Regions from separate parts of the Mus musculus genome. Here region 1 is linked to region 2. A link is a loop called in an ENCODE intact Hi-C map of the cell type or tissue named here. Cell type or tissue: left cerebral cortex. All regions are shown on one strand.

Evidence for each region. A loop is a pair of places that touch in the nucleus more often than their neighbours do. Peaks named below come from ENCODE experiments on the same cell type or tissue, not always from the same donor. Only the 100,000 strongest peaks of a DNase experiment are listed, where the experiment ranks them.
Region 1: it touches region 2 in a loop (4-fold over the local background); 28 of 42 quality-filtered maps call a loop at or near these places.

What each region holds. Positions count from the first base shown.
Region 1 is chr6:8,282,603-8,290,602 of GRCm38, reverse strand. The region is part of intron 2 of Umad1 (UMAP1-MVP12 associated (UMA) domain containing 1); the gene reads right to left. Among named protein-coding and RNA genes, the nearest start is that of Umad1, 27 kb to the right of the region's middle. In left cerebral cortex, no CTCF peak of the experiment used is centred here; DNase peaks (open chromatin) are centred at 1,406, 1,835 and 4,884; H3K27ac peaks cover 1,363 bases.
Region 2 is chr6:8,731,795-8,739,794 of GRCm38, reverse strand. Ica1 (islet cell autoantigen 1) reads left to right here. Exons shown (of 14, transcript NM_010492.3): 6 at 2,580-2,778. Among named protein-coding and RNA genes, the nearest start is that of Ica1, 43 kb to the left of the region's middle. In left cerebral cortex, CTCF peaks have their summits at 941, 1,140 (motif pointing right) and 3,429 (motif pointing right); DNase peaks (open chromatin) are centred at 1,176 and 3,445.

The sequences.
Region 1 (8,000 bases), 450 kb after region 2:
AGGCTCAGAGAACATTTTTATCAAAAGAGAGGTATAAAGGGACTGGAGGGATGGCTTGGTATTTAAGAGTACCTGCTATTCTTACAGAGGACCTGCGTTTGAAACTCAGAGCGCCTGCCTACGTGATGGTTAACAATCATCTGACACTCGCAGTTCCAGGTGATCTACTACCATATTCTGACTTCACAACTGTGGATGTGTCTGTGTTCATTTTACACTTGGCTACTTAGTATTGGGAAAAGTATTAGGTTCATTCATAGAGAAAACTAATTCTCCCTCCTCTATCACAATTGACTGCCTATAGCACTTCATTTAGAGATGGGACCAGATCATGTGAAATTATGCTTCTATCCCTGTTGGCATATTGACTGGTGTAGTACCTGCAGGTCTTCTATAGGCTGCCATATTGTTTAGAGTTCATGAGTACAGCATCTCTATCATGTCTAGAAGATATTATTGAAGAATACTCACCTGTTCCTCTAGTTCTTACAATCTTTCTACCTCCCCTTTAAAGTGTGTTTTTCCTGAATGTATGTATGTATGTATGTATGTATGTATGTATACCATGTGCATGCCTATTACCCACAGATGTCAGAACATGGTAGTTAGGTTACGTGGAAGGAGTTGGAGGTGGTAGAGGGTGGCACAGAAATGATACAAATACTTGGGTACACACGCGCGTACACACACACACACACACACACACACGGGATATACTATAATATATACTTAGGTAGAAAGTCTCAAAACAGTAAAATAGTAAAAGGAATATATTCAGTAATTAATGAAATTACAGAATTTCTGTTAGAGAACTCTCATTTTAAAGCACATTTTCAAAATCTATACAAAAACAATTATAAACATCAAACAGATTTTAATCACTATTTTAGTGGGCAATAGTAATTATCTCTGGCAAATAACATAAATCAGCTGTACTAGATTATATGAACAGTCATTGATGCAAGTTTGGAAGTAAGTTGCTTTTTTAAAAAATTTTTAAACTCAGTATTCTGTTAAGTAGAAAACTGGCAGATGGCATTATCTTGAAATTCTGCTGTGTCTCCTCACTTCTTCCAACAACACATAAAAGATTTATATTCCAGCAGGAACAAAGAACAATACAAGTAAGAATCAAGGGGTTTTCCTCAATAGCTAACGTAGTGAATTTTCAGATGGGTGAGAGTAACTGTTCTTCAACATGAGCACACCGTGTGGCTTGCTGCTCAGGATTCTGTATATAAAACAATAAGCATTCATGGTCATGAATGAAAATGAAACCCAGGTGTCCTGTCTTCCATTCTAGGATTCTTTCATTGTGTTCTGAAGTCTACATGTAATACGCAAACTCAAAAATTAGATGTAGTAAAATATGTAACACTGAAACTATGCTAAACATAGCTCCTTCCTGGAAACTCTGAGGAGGGCATTGATGATGATACCCACAAATGCAAAGCAGCAGCTAATGGGAATCTGAGTACAAGTCAGCGTGCAGGCCCTGTACTAACAGCAGCAAATGCCAAACTATGAATAACTCAGCCTGTAAAATCTAGGTTCAATCATAAAAAATAATATAAGTGGGAGAGGATGACTAGCTCTTATATAATCACTTCCTCATTTGCTTATATAAAATTTAACTATATTTTTGTATATCCTCTTCTGACTGAATTTCTGTAACAATTTCAGTTCTCATTTTTATAATAAATGAGCCATCTCTTACTGTGACAATTTATGAAGGAAGACACATGAGGACTGAAGTACAACTGGGGATATAGCTATCAGAACCAATATAAAGTCAGCTATGGTGGTGTATACCTGTAAGCCCAGCCAGCCTCAGAGACAGGCAGACCCTTGAACCTCGCTGCCCATAGTCTAACCTACTTGGGGTGTCCCAAACCAGTGAGAGTCCCTGCCTCCTCCCCCAAAACGGTGAATGATGGACATCTTAAGGCTGTCCTCTGTTCTCCACATGCACATGTATAAATTTTTATATATACACACCAAACAAACAAGCCACAAACTATATTATCTTATTAAAAATAGTAAAATGAATTCTAGTGATATGGCTAGTGGGTGCTTGCTGCTAAGCCTTACAACCTGAGTTCAATTCCTGGGATTCAAAGAGTAGGAGAAAACTGATTCCAAATTGTACACTCTAACAATCAAATGAACAGTCACCAGAAACAGAGTGTAATGCTAGAAACTCCCCCAAAGAGAAGGCCTCTGAACAACACTTGTGAGGGTAACCTGGAGATGCATCAGTATTTATCTAAACACACTTTTGGTCTCATTAAACAAGAATTGCTTGAGCTGTTGAAGAGCTCCAAGTCTCACTTAAACTGCAAGTGCTTATTCCAGAACACATGAAGAACGCGAGAGGCTCCTGATGGAAACAACATCTCCTGCATGTAGTTTACTGCTGGACACTTCAGAAGTTAAAGCACTCTGCGCTAAAATAACCATAGCTGTATTACATGCTAAGTATAAAATCCATATGTGAATATAAGGTGACACTGGCAAAAAAGCAGTAACAACAACAAAACCTGTCCTTACTTGTCCTAGCAGGTACATGTTTCTTCCCCAACAAAAGAATATGGAACACAATTTGAAGCTGCTCTAGAAGCCACAATAACTCTTCTAGTTGGATTTCACATTGGCTTTTAAAGGAAATCTCTAACAGAAAGCCAGAAGACAAGTAACCTTTAGGAAAGCCATTCAAGATGAGTACTTGTATTTCACAAGCCTTTTAGAAATGATGGAATGTTGCAACTTGCCTTAGAAAAAACAGAAGAGCCTGATGTCATACTAATATTTCTGTGTGTGTGTGTGTGTGTGTGTGTGTGTGTGTGTGTGTGTGTGTGTTCATATACACACAGGTGCACATGTACTTACATGCATGCTAAATGGTTCTTTTAGACAAAATAATAGCTAAAGTGCTAGACAATAATGAATCTGTCAAAACAAAACAAAACAGAAAACATAACCTTCACTAGTATAGAAGGTGCTAGCTTTCCCGTTAGGCACATCAAAAGGGGCAGGGACCCAGTGGACTGCAAGAGGCATCATTTGTCAATTTGAAAAGCCCCTCCTAGGAAACATACCAAGGTGTAGAATTAGCATCCATGTTGGAGCAGAGAGAGGGAACTCAGAGCTTACTCGGCTTACGCCATGGCTGGCTACACTTTACATAGTCGGAGACCCAGGAAAATCAATAAATCGGGGACCAGCTTATGATGTTCTTAACAGATTTCAAATGGGATGTCTAAAGCAGGGAGTCCTTAAAAGGAACGAGAATGTCATCGATTCTAAGTCTGGGCTGAAACCAATACATGGAACCAATTCAGATAAACCAGTTGGCCAGGATCAGCAACAACTATTCTGAACTGACTCCAAGCCCCCCTCCACACACACACATATACACACACTCAGATGAACATAAAATATTGAGTATTCATTGAGCTTGAATATATGAGTCACTGAGAGACCTACTGGAAGCAAATGAGGCCACAACTTGAGATCCATAGATTTTTAGACTGTTGATACTGGTTAACAGCCAGGGAGAAATGTACTTTCTCATGATGGCATGGAATCAAAATACCCACACCTTTTCTCATCAAATTCAAACAACAGGCTAGTCACTTCCAAATCAGAGATCACAGCACATTATTTTACTGGTTGACTTTCGTTTTTTTGTTTGTTTTTAAAAAATGTACCAAAGTCAGTAGGGAAGCACATTGCTCCAATTCTATCACTGGGAGAAATACTGTCAGCTTAAGGCCAGCCTGGGCAATTAAGTTAATTAACCTCTACTACATAGTAGGTTCTAGGTTAACCTTAGCTACATAGCAGGACCTTATCTCTATCTCACATATACACAGTCTTAGTTAGGTAGACTTTCTATTGCTGTGAAAAGACACTATGACCACAAGAAGTCTTATAACTGGGGCTGGCTTACAGTTTCAGAGGTTCAGTCCATTATCTTCATGGTGGGAACCACGGCAGCATGCAGGCAGACATGTGTTGGAAAGGTAACTGGGAGTTCTACATCTAGATCCACAGCCAACAGGAAGAGAACTGGATTAAATTTACGAGCCCTCAAAGACTGTCGTAACACAGTTCCTCCAACAAAACCACACCTTCTCCAACAAGGCCATACCTATGGACCAAGTGTTCAAATAAGTGAGTACAGGGGCCATTCCTATTCAAACCTCTACACACACACACACACACACACACACAGTCTGGAAGATGACTCAGCAGAAGGCACAAGCCGCCAAGCATGATGCATGATGATCTGAGCTCAGTCCCTGGATCTACATAAGAGAAGGAAACCACCAACTTCCACAGAGGTCCCCTTACCTCCCCATACATGCATGGCATGTGTATGCCCTCACACATACATACACACATACATATACATACATACATACATGTATACACACATACATATACATACATACATACATGTATACATTCATACATGCATATATGAATGAAAAGTTTTTTTTAAAGACCATATGTATCATCAACTTCAGGGCAAAAAAGATATAAAATCAGTTATTAATTTATTGTATGATCTGCACATGTTCCATATAAAGGTCAATGGTCCATGTCAATCATTCATGTCCTTGCCATTTAAATATAAAATATCATCTATAAAATATTATGTACAAAATGCTGCTGAAATTTAAAGATGACACACTTATTACCAAGATGTGTACTTAAAACAAAATTTACTACTGATGGTCCCTGCAGAAGTGCACATGCTCTGAGCAGAGCTAATTCACTCAAGACTGTGGTGTAAGAGGGTCAGATTCTGTTGGCAGAAATTCCACTGCCAGAAAAACTGAATGTGGTTTAGAAGTGAATGCCAAGGGCTATGAAGAGCCCGACTGTTCGAGCTCTGAGACTAAACACTCAGGAAGTTTAATGCATGAATGTGACAAGGAAAGGGCATGGCTGAAAAACATGCAACAAAAGTCAATTGGACAGTATCAGATTAACCATCATTTCAGTCTAGAAAGAGCCAGAGAGACCAGAGTCAGCAGATGTCGATTCCTCCACATCCTTTCTTATCTGATGGAGCATAACCATTGTATGTTATAAATCAAATCCCAAAGTTGGCTGGTCCTGAGAACTCTACATGAGATAAACTATGTGAAGAAATGTTCATGACAACAAACTGTTGCCTGCTTGCTTGGCAGGGAGCAACAGTGCTTCTCTCCACGGCAAATCAAGCCTGAAGCTTTCTTGGGAGTGTTCTGATAGCATGTAGACAAATTCCCAATTTCTTAATAGCGCTATCCCATAGGTACAGAAGGTCACCAAAGGTTGGCTTTTTTCCCTCTCTTTTCCTTTTAGTTAAAATCTGTCCAAAAATAGCTTCCTTAAGTCAATAGTTTTAACAAACAATCCAGATCAGTTGATAATAGCAGTAGTTAAAAGACTTCTCACAAAGGCTATAGGGATGGCTCAGTGGTTAATAGTACTTGCTGCTTTGAGGACCCATATAGTGACTTACTGTCTATAACTCCAGTTCCAAGGGATAAAAGCCTTGTAACCTCTACAGGCATCAGGCACATGAGTGATATCAGATATACTTACAGGTGATCACTTACAAAATTAAAACAATAGTTTAAATTTAAAAAAAGACAAAGATCTCACAGCTTGGGAAGATAGTAGAGATGGAAAATGCTTACAAAGAAAGAATGAGAATGGACCTAAGTTATTCCCAGCACCCATGTAAAAAGACCAGGTACTCACCAACACCTGGGGAGTAGAGCCTCCTTGGAACTTCCTAACCAGGCAACCTAGCTAACTTGGTGAGCTCCAGCAACTAGGGTGACACTTTGAAAACCAAGGTGGCTCCTGACGACAGCAACTGAGTTTGACTCCTGGCTTCCAAGTGCACACATGTGCACACATACTCATACCCAGGCACCTACAAATACACATCAGTGCACACATCAAAACACACATGCACACATACACATGTTTTACACTAATAACAATTTAAAATAATAAAATGAAGAAAGAGGTGTCATTCTTCAGTTGAAAAAAGATCTTTTTAATAATTGACATTTTAAGGTAGCATATGATTTCAACTTAACCAAACAGTCAACACAAAATCCACTGCAGAGGAAAAATTCATATGTACTAAACAAATTTCTAGTAATATAATTAAAGACTTCAAACAAACAAACAACAACAATAAAAACACTTCAAGGCAGGTGAGGTGGCTCAGTAAGCAAGTGTTTGCCTGGCAGACTGATGACCTGAGTCCTGGGACCCCTGTGAAAGCTGAAAGCAGCAGAGTGTACCTGTGCTCCCAGAACTCCTGCTGTGCGATGGAAGTGGGGAAAGAACTGCCAGGAAGTTTGTGGACAAGCTAACCTGGAGTATGCAGCCTGACTCCCTAAGAAGACCAAAGATGAAACAGACTTTCCTAAAAGGTGTCTTCAAACTAACATCCATGTGCCCCCTGTACTGACAGATGTACACACCACAAATGTGTGTATGCATTCACATGATAATATCAAGACAAACAAATTCAAAAAACATTAAGTTTAAAATTTCAGAGAAATGCCTTGTAGATTAATTTAAAAAGGGGAATATAAAACAATATTGCTAGTACCAAAATTGCTAAATCATTGAAATTATAATAAAAATGATCACAAAATAAATGGCATATGCTTATATAACCCATTGAAAATATAGAAAATATTATCAAATATTGACCTTAATGTTTAAGATTGTAAGTGCTGGCTTCATGAAGCAACTTTGGGAATAAGTCCTGTCAACGTCCATGAAAACACTGAAACCAATAAAATACTAGCTAGTTTCTCCAAGACATTTCTTTACCCTTGGAAATACTTTATTAAATTATTATAGAACAAGGGAAAGGTTGAGATTTTTCCATATTATAGCTTACAGTTATCAGATAAGATTCATAAATATTGTTGTAAATATCTTAGAGAATTAAAAGCCTTTATAGAGAATCTGTAAGATATATAATTTCAATAGTAATACATAAAAATTAAATCACCTGGAGTCGTGTGATTTGTGATTCAATGATTTCCCTTCAGGAGCCAGATTAGACATATAAATACATGTGACAAAACCACACTAACTATATTATCTTTATAAGCTACAGTTTCCTGTTTCAAAGATAAATAACTGAAAGTGAAATTAGTGAGACAAAGAAAACCTACTCTGCTAAAGTCTAGGCATATTGTTCCATCAAGCCTGCAAATCTGAATTCCCATCACACGGCAGCAGCAGCAGCAGCGCGAACACAGGATCTTATCCAGCCACCTGCTTTTCCTGTCTGTCACTCAGGCCAGCTCCTCTCTCCTAAGGTAGCTTTCTTTTTCTGCTATCCTGCTCTGGAGAATACAAAACAACAACAATAACAATACAACATATAATTCCTAATGCCTCAGCTATATCCCCTAATTTTATCTCTAGTTCTATGCAAGTCACTTTTCTTTGGGGTCTAGACGTATTTCCCCATTAACAACTATGACCAATGTTGCCTTCTTTACTTGCTGACCGACTGCTTTTCAGAGACTAAAGGTGGTAGCTTAGTCTATTTTATGTATGTATTATGTTTAATATAAGATCTATTTTATGCTAGTATGCTTTAACAGATTACTGGTGACCAGGTAGTTTACAAAGAATGGGGATTTACTTCTTATGATTATGGAGACCAGAAAGGCTCAGGCTGACAAGCTGACATATACTATGACATATACTATGACATATACTATGACATATACTATGGACAATTTGATACACTATCCATAGCAAAGAGATGAAAAAGGAATGCCAGGGAGAAAAATTCATCATCTGATAGATATGGCAGTGTATTTTACATAACTAAACACCTGAGGCCAGGTAGTTTATGAAAAAGAAAAACTAGGTGTACCGATCTTACCATTTCAGAAGGTCAAAGTCTTAGACGGGGGTGTGCAATCAATTTGGTTTATAACAAGGACCTCTGT
Region 2 (8,000 bases):
CTATTACCTGGGCAATGCTCTGATATACTCAACCTGAGCCTCCTTGATTTTTTGTTTTAAGGGTGGTGTGTGTGTGTGTGTGTGTGTGTGTGTGTGTGTGTGTGTGTTCAGGTCTTCTGCAAGAGTAGTACTCACTTTTAACCACTTGAATCTAGGCCCTCTAATATTTAACTTTCCCTACTAAGAATAAATATCTTGGTGTAGCCCTTTAGTTATTTTGTTAACTATTCCCACTGGGTAGATTTTCATAAGTGAAAGGAGATTCAAGCCTGCATTGAAGGATGATATTTCCAGTTAGGAGGAATGGCTTTCTTTGATGTAGACCCCTTAGACTCCAGTGAATGGCCTGTCGCCATTCTGATTTATATGGGGTGGTGGCAGAGATGAGGTTTTGTATGTGCCTTTTTAAATTTTCAAACGCCGTGTTATTGTAATTTTAAGGTATCTGCATAATGCCCTGCATTCCAAGGGGTTGAGAGTAGTTTATTCACAGTATTCATCATCAGCAAATGTAGGAAAGTGGACAAAATCTAAAGGAAGAGAAAAGGAGTCAGAATGTGAGCAGCATCCCCTGGGAGCCATCTGAGGACTGTTTATCTTCAAATAGACGTCCGCCATGCTATAAACCTTCATAGACATCCGCCATGCTATAAACCTTCACACTGGTGATGCTTTGCATCTGCCACATGTTATGCTGGATGTAAAGCACATATTAAATGAAAACCAAACTTATTTCAAGGTACAGAGACATGACTTTTTGAGAAGACTTCTAACATCTAGGTAGGACAGTGTGGACTAGCTGCTATCATAGATGTGATCTACATTTAAAACAATACCTGTAGGTGACAGGAAACCTGGGCAAAACAGGAAAAGATATTTCTTTTTCTTAAGATTTATTATAGCATTTATAATTTCAGAGTACTGCAGACCTATAAGGCATTGGAGACACAAATGCAGCTACCAGAATCTCACTTCAGCTTACCTTACCAATACCGCTGTTCCCTTTGGCTCAGTAATGTTGCATGCAGATGGGATCCGAAATAATTTATCTTGTGTTTAATGTTTTCACCTTTGTTCTGAAACTTCATAGAGAATATGTTTTATGTGACTGGCGTGACCGTTTAGTGGCTAAGAGTGTGTATTGTTCCTGCTAAGTCCCCAAGTTTGATTCTTACCACCAGGTGGCTCACAACCACCCAAATCTCCAAGTTCAGGGAACCTGACATCTTTTGCCTCCAAGAGCGCCTACATTCACACACAGACACACACCACATTCACACACAGACACACACCTACATTCACACACAGACACACACCACATTCACACACAGACACACACCTACATTCACACACAGACACACACCTACATTCACACACAGACACACAACTACATTCACACACAGACACACACCACATTCACACACAGACACACACCACATTCACACACAGACACACACCACATTCACACACAGACACACACCACAACAGAGATAACTCAAAATAAAACCAAGTGCTTGAAAAAAGAATGTTTTCAAAATGTAAGTCATCTGACATTGCTTCACTGGTTTCAAATATGGAAGAAGCAGTCTTTTGTAACCCAAATAAATATTTTACCTAAAGTTATGGTATGCTTTCCTTTATATATATATGTATGTATATATAAATGGCAGTTTTTATGGCCAACAGTTACTGTCATGATAATTTTACACTTGTACAGTATACATTCATTTTGGCGTGCTCTTTGTTTACTGGCAATGCTTGAGAAGGAACCCAGGTCTTTGCCAGTGCCAGGCAAATCCTGAACCACGGAGATGAAGCTCTGACCCTCTCTTCCTCCCTCCCTCCCTCTCTTCTTTTCTCTCTTTCCCTCTCTTTCTTTTAAGCCAGGATCTCAGGTAGGCAGGTCTGCTGAGGACAACCTTGAACTTCTAACACGCCTGTCCTCTGCCTGGATTAAGCTGGATACCACCAGCCCTGGTTTCCTGTATTTGTGACAATGGAATCATATAGCCTATCTGAAAAAACTGACACACACTGTAGACCCTCAGTAACTGTGGCTTTCTTCTTTCCCAACTCACTTAAGAAAAAGTCCAAGCCTTAGTCTTGTTTCCACTAGAACAAACTGTAGGTTTTGATTGAGGTGTAATAAAGGTGGCCAGGTCAAGGATACCCAAGTCATGCCTATCCCATTCCACCCTCCACACAGGGCCCAAAATTCAGCAACAGAAGAGACGGAGTAGCCAGGAATGGAAACAGGAATGGCCACGCTGTGACTATCCTTCACTGACACGGGCTTGTTGCAACTTCAAATAAATACTGTCCAGGCCTGAGGCCGCCCAGCAACACAAATGGAGTGCTTCCCAATGGTCCAGTTCACTGAAAATGAAAGGATCAGAATGTGGGCAATCTCTGGTTGATCCCACCTTCACTCACATTTTGATTAGTATCTGTCTCCTGACAAGACATGTGCGTTTTAGACAGTGGTCTAAGTTCATGGGTTTATGATGCGTGCAGAATATCAGAATTTGGAACTGTTCTTTTCCTTTGTTTTATGATTATATCTATGCCCTCTTGTACAGGTTGGCCTTGAGAAACCCTTTGTGTCGATTTCACCAAGAAGTAGAAACTTTTAGACATCGGGCCATCTCTGATACCTGGCTGACAGTGAACCGCATGGAGCAGTACAGGACAGAATACAGAGGAGCGTTGTTGTGGATGAAGGATGTGTCTCAGGAACTTGATCCAGACCTCTACAAGCAAATGGAGAAGTTCAGGAAGGTAAGAAGTTTTTTGAGGGTTGTCAAAATGGCCACCTTGCTAGAAGGCAACCAAGTGTGATTTGAATCCCTCTGGTAAAACAGACATAACTCAAAAGCACCAAGGATACAATTAACCATTGCTGACATTTTTTTAAAAATGTGACAGAATAGCAATTAATGTGATATATAATTCTCTAAGGATAAGAGAGGAGACAGCTGGAAATTGCTGGGATTTTGTAGCTGGTTTTAATTGAAGTCAGATTTTCATATAATGTGCACTTTTTTTTATAAGGTTGTCACTTGTAGATGTCTCTTCATGCATAACTAAAAATCCAGAGCACATACATCTAGAAAGTGAAACTAGGCTGTTTAACAAGTCTTTCTAATTGATGATTCATGTTGAAACCAGCAAAACAATAACAGTTCTTTTATGACATATTCAGAGGCTCTGGGATATAGTTGTGTGGTTAGCTAGAATGGTATTGACTCTCCCTGCTATTGATCCCTTCAGAAATTTCTCTGAGCAACATTAGAGCAAAAGAAAATGAATATTCTGTTTAATTTTCCTGAGGAATAATAATCTTCGGTTCCTTAAAAAAGAAAAAAATAAGAAGAAAAATTACATTGTGTTAATGTAGCCAGTCGGAGCCTTTTGTCCACAGGAATCCAACCTACCACTGGGTGGCAGCCGTACACTGAACATGTGAACATGTGGCCTGATTCTGTAGTGGTTTGTACAATCTTGGTAGTTCTTTGTTTGGGCAACTGAGTGTGTTTTAGGGCATAAAAGAAAAAAAGGGGCCAAATGTTGGGCTTGGCATAATATTGTGTCAACTCCCTTAGTCACTTCAACTGATCCATTCATAATTAGAAATGTTGTTTAAAAGGCTTAGACTCCTTTTTAGGGACATCACTTTGGAACTATGAACCTGGAACCCTGGCTGGTATGTAGAAGGTTGAGCCGGGAGTCAAGGAACAGACCAAAAGAGCTTCTCTTGTTCAAGACAGTGGTCACTGCTTCTTGACCTAGGTACTAGAGCAACAGAAATTCCTCTGGAAGTTTTTCTTGGTTTGTAGTTCAGACTCCCTCCCTGTGAAGGGAACCAGCCTCATTTTCTCTCCTTTTTTTTTTTTTTTTTTTTTTTTAACATGTCAGCATAAGCCTTCTCTGAAAGGCAGGCTGGCTGCCCAGGCAGAGGTGAGACTGTGAAGTTTATCTCATCTTCGAAGAAGATGTAAATGGAACTCATTCATCCTTTGAAAGAGAAAAAAAATATCAGACGTCATGGTAGTAAACAAATCAAATGTTTTTGGTTCGGTAACTAGATGCTGGTGACCCCAGGCTGTTTTGCAAGTTTTCTGACTTCGTAATTAGGCCAGTCATTTATTTTGTCATTAGTATTTTATTTGGGGATTGAGGATAATGGGGGTGGAATTGGTATTAGGAAAAAGAAAGAATGAGAGAAAAAAAAAAAACTGACTCCAGAGCACATTGCTGATGACGTGCAGCCTTAATGTTTACCATAATCAACACACATTTTTTTTTCTTTTGTAGAAAGACCCATGGTAGGTAGCTAACCTGAGGTCGAACAAGGAAATGGAAGCCAGAATCTTTGAAAATAGATACAATTTCCCCACCAAGAGACAAAGGAAGTCAAACAGTATACCTAGAAGTGGCACAGGCAGTTTCATAGTAACACCTGCTTGCAAGCCCTTTGTTCAGTGCAGAGTTTCTGGGTCCCTCCAGTGTGCCAGGACAAGAAAACAGTTATTCTGGAAGGCCAAAGAATTTTGTGGGTGTTTGTGTTTATCTGGTTTTGTTTGGTGGGAGGTGGTTGCTAGCTGTTTAAGACTGAAACAGAAACCAAGTTCTTCGTCATTTGGTTTGAACATAGAAACATTTGCCATCGTTTAATGCCATCAATCTCCATCCTGGAAAATATGGGTAGGTTTGGTTTTTATTTTGAATCCTTTACTGCGAAGTAGTAGCTGAAGCTGTGCCTGCCCCCCCTAATCCTGTGTGTGCTGGATTCAATTTAATAGCTGGATGTGGTGAACTTGGACTTGGGGATAGAATATTTTTGAGAGAAGAGTGATCTTCAAGCGTAATTTTTGGTTATTCTTGACTCGAGGAGAACAGGAGACTGCATTGGTTCTCTCCAGAGCCTAACCCCAGAGTCAGTCCTGTGCCCAGCCCCAAGTTGGCACTTACATGGCAAGTCTTCCAGGCAGAGTCTAAGGGGCCAGAGGACCTCTCCTTAGATCACTTACCATCCCCATTGCATGTAGGTGACCTCCTGGTGCCTTGGAAATCAGCATATGTGATTGCTCAGGTAAAAACAAAAAGCAGGACTGTGTGGTTTGCTGCTGTCTCTGGAATGCTCTAAAATGCAAGTTTTCGGTTCTGCTACAGTGTATTTGCAAATTAACTCTACGTTAGCTTTAGAGTCCTGTGCAGGTGAGATCCCATCTTAAATAGAGTCTCTGTTTATCTCCCAGGAGTGTGTTACCTAAGTCACTGGCCTCAAAGACTCAAGGTGTGTCTGTAAGGCATTGTCTCCTCAGCTTTACCTCCTCCTCCCCAGTGCAGCTGATAAAGCCAGGACTTCACGTATTCTAGAGGAGACAAAGTTCTAATTTTTACTTTCATGGTTATGACCCCCTATTTGGAATTTTCAGAATGTGTCCATTCATTCATTTGCATAGTCAACAAATGATATTGAAGCCCAGTTACATGCCAGCTACCACAGAGGAGTGTAGCTCCTGTCTCGTGTGATCATTTGGGCATGAGACAAGTAAACAGGAGGCAGTGTGTTGAATGGTCATCTGAGTTGAAATAGTACTACAAATAAAAAATCTAGACAGGGCATCCCAGATGAGGCAGCACCCCTCCCCCCAACAATAACAAAGAATGAACAATAGTATGGTAGTTCTTGTTTGTCAACTTGACGTCTAGAATCACCTAGGAGCTGGTCTCTGGGCTGAGCCTGACAAGATAGTGTTATCTTAATTACATTCATTGATGTGGGGAGACCCATCTTAATTGTAGACTGAACCATTTCATGGCTTGGGTCCTGGAGTGAATGAAGAAAAGAGGGAGAGTTGAGAGAGCAGACGATTTTCTTCTGCCTGTGAGAGCAATATGACCAGCTACTTCAAGCTCCTGCCGCCTTGATTTGCTTTTATGATAGGCTGTGCCTTGAACAATAAGCTAAAAGAAACCCATCCGCCATACAGTTGCTTTTGTCAACAGAAAAGAAACCAAGACAAATAGAAAGGACCTGGACAGAGGGGTGGGAAACAGCAGTGGTTAGCTGAGGAGTCAATGTGGGCAAAGGCCCGAGGTAGAAGCAATAGAACTCCTAGAAGCAGCATCAAGTGATGTAAATGTAGAGACATAGGTGCCTAAGCAACATGGCCTGAGAGACAAGCAAGACTAGAGAAAGAGATATAGATACACAGACACACATGCACATGCGCGAATGCGTGTACGCGCGCACACGCAAACATATTCTAGGCCTTCTAGGATCTGTGAGTGATATATGGTGGGATTCTTAGACCTGTCTGACTCCATTTGAAAGTACAAAATACACACACACACACACACACACACACACACACACACACACACACACAAATCTGTAAGGAGGGAGTGGAAAAAGTGTTGAGAAAGGGATGGGTGTTACAAAATTTGTGTTCACAACTCAGTCAGATGTCATGTTAGAACAGGGAGCAGAAGAGTAGAAACCAAATAAAATATGGCACACCTGGGTCCTGGCAGGATGAAGACCAGAGAGAAACACAGTCTGACCTCTGGTAGACTCAGTAAAGCGTCACTTTGATTACAAAGCCAGAATAAACATAAATGAAAGTCAAATTGGAAGGGAATTTTCACCTCCAACATTGGGTTAATTTCCCCCCCTAGCATTTCTCAAATGTCTTGAAACCTTTTATACAGCACAGTCACGAGTGCGCAAGACAGAGCTGGTGAGTGAAAGTTTCACATAAAACAAAGCAAATGATCTGGCACTCTCTGAAGCCCAGGGGCTAGAGATGGCTCCGCACATCAACATTAGGAGTTGTGACTAAGTGTTCCTGTCAGAGAACTGAGGACACAGAGACCAAAGCTTGCTCCTAGCCCTCTGCAAGAGCCCTGCTAGTCATCTGCTCCTTGTCAAAATGACTCGGAGAAAAGAGATATATGGAGAGTCAGGGCCACATGGAGCAGCTCTCCAGGCTACCTCGTAGGAACCCAAGGGTGGATTTATGTAGGTGGGGCTGCTTGTCCCTGTACTGTAGGAGGCTCCTCCTCACATCATGGTTCACCCTAGTACCACGCGGTATTTTATGAGTGAGGTTAGTGTGTGATATATGTGCCCTTTGAAGGTAGAGTAAGAGGGTAGGATTTAAAAATAGAACCCAGCTTCTCATAGCAGATTACATCAGCTGAAGCTGAGAGCCCAGCAGAGCCTCTGAAGTCTGTGCCCTTGAGAGCCTCTGTGGTCAATTAAGTGTCTTGTTTTTCTTGAACGTCAGAAATGGGATGGGAGGTAATTATTCTAAATGGAATAAAAGCTAGCCTAGGTGTAAGAAAATAGTTCTGAAGCCTCTAAAGAGATAGCATGGAAATGTATATGTGGGCATTTGTAGGACTCAGCCTTTATAGTCAAGGGTGCAGGAACCACTGCCTTAACCTGAGCCATTTACTAAATAGTTTAATTAAATCCTGCAGCATTAGCTCAGTGTTTCATTACAGTAATTCAAAGGGATCTCTGAAAGGCATTCTGGGAACTGTGAGTGATACAGGGTGGGATTCTTAGGCCTGTCTGTCTCCGTTAGAAATACCATTAGGTTGTAGAGCCCTGTTAATCCACTGGTCATGTCATCAAAGGACACGGTACACTAAGGCTTATTAACAAGCATGGGCAGTCTACTAGGTAGGACCTTCCTTAGAGACACCAGTCTGTAGTGACCCTGTGTCCCAGTGGTGACAGTCTGAGTCAAAGAGTTTGTTCTACAACTGATAAACAGCAGTATTGGTAATAGATGTTTCATTTTTTTTTCCCCTGTGAACAAAGACTTGGGTTAATTAATTTGACAGTTTTATTAATTACTGCTGAAATCGTTGGTTCTTGTCAGAGGTCAGGCTCTTTCAGCAATTGAGGGCAGGTCCCCGGGGAGTCGAGCCTCTAAGTATTACAGGCTTGCTCCACTCCCCTTTCTCCTGGCCCTGTGATAGAG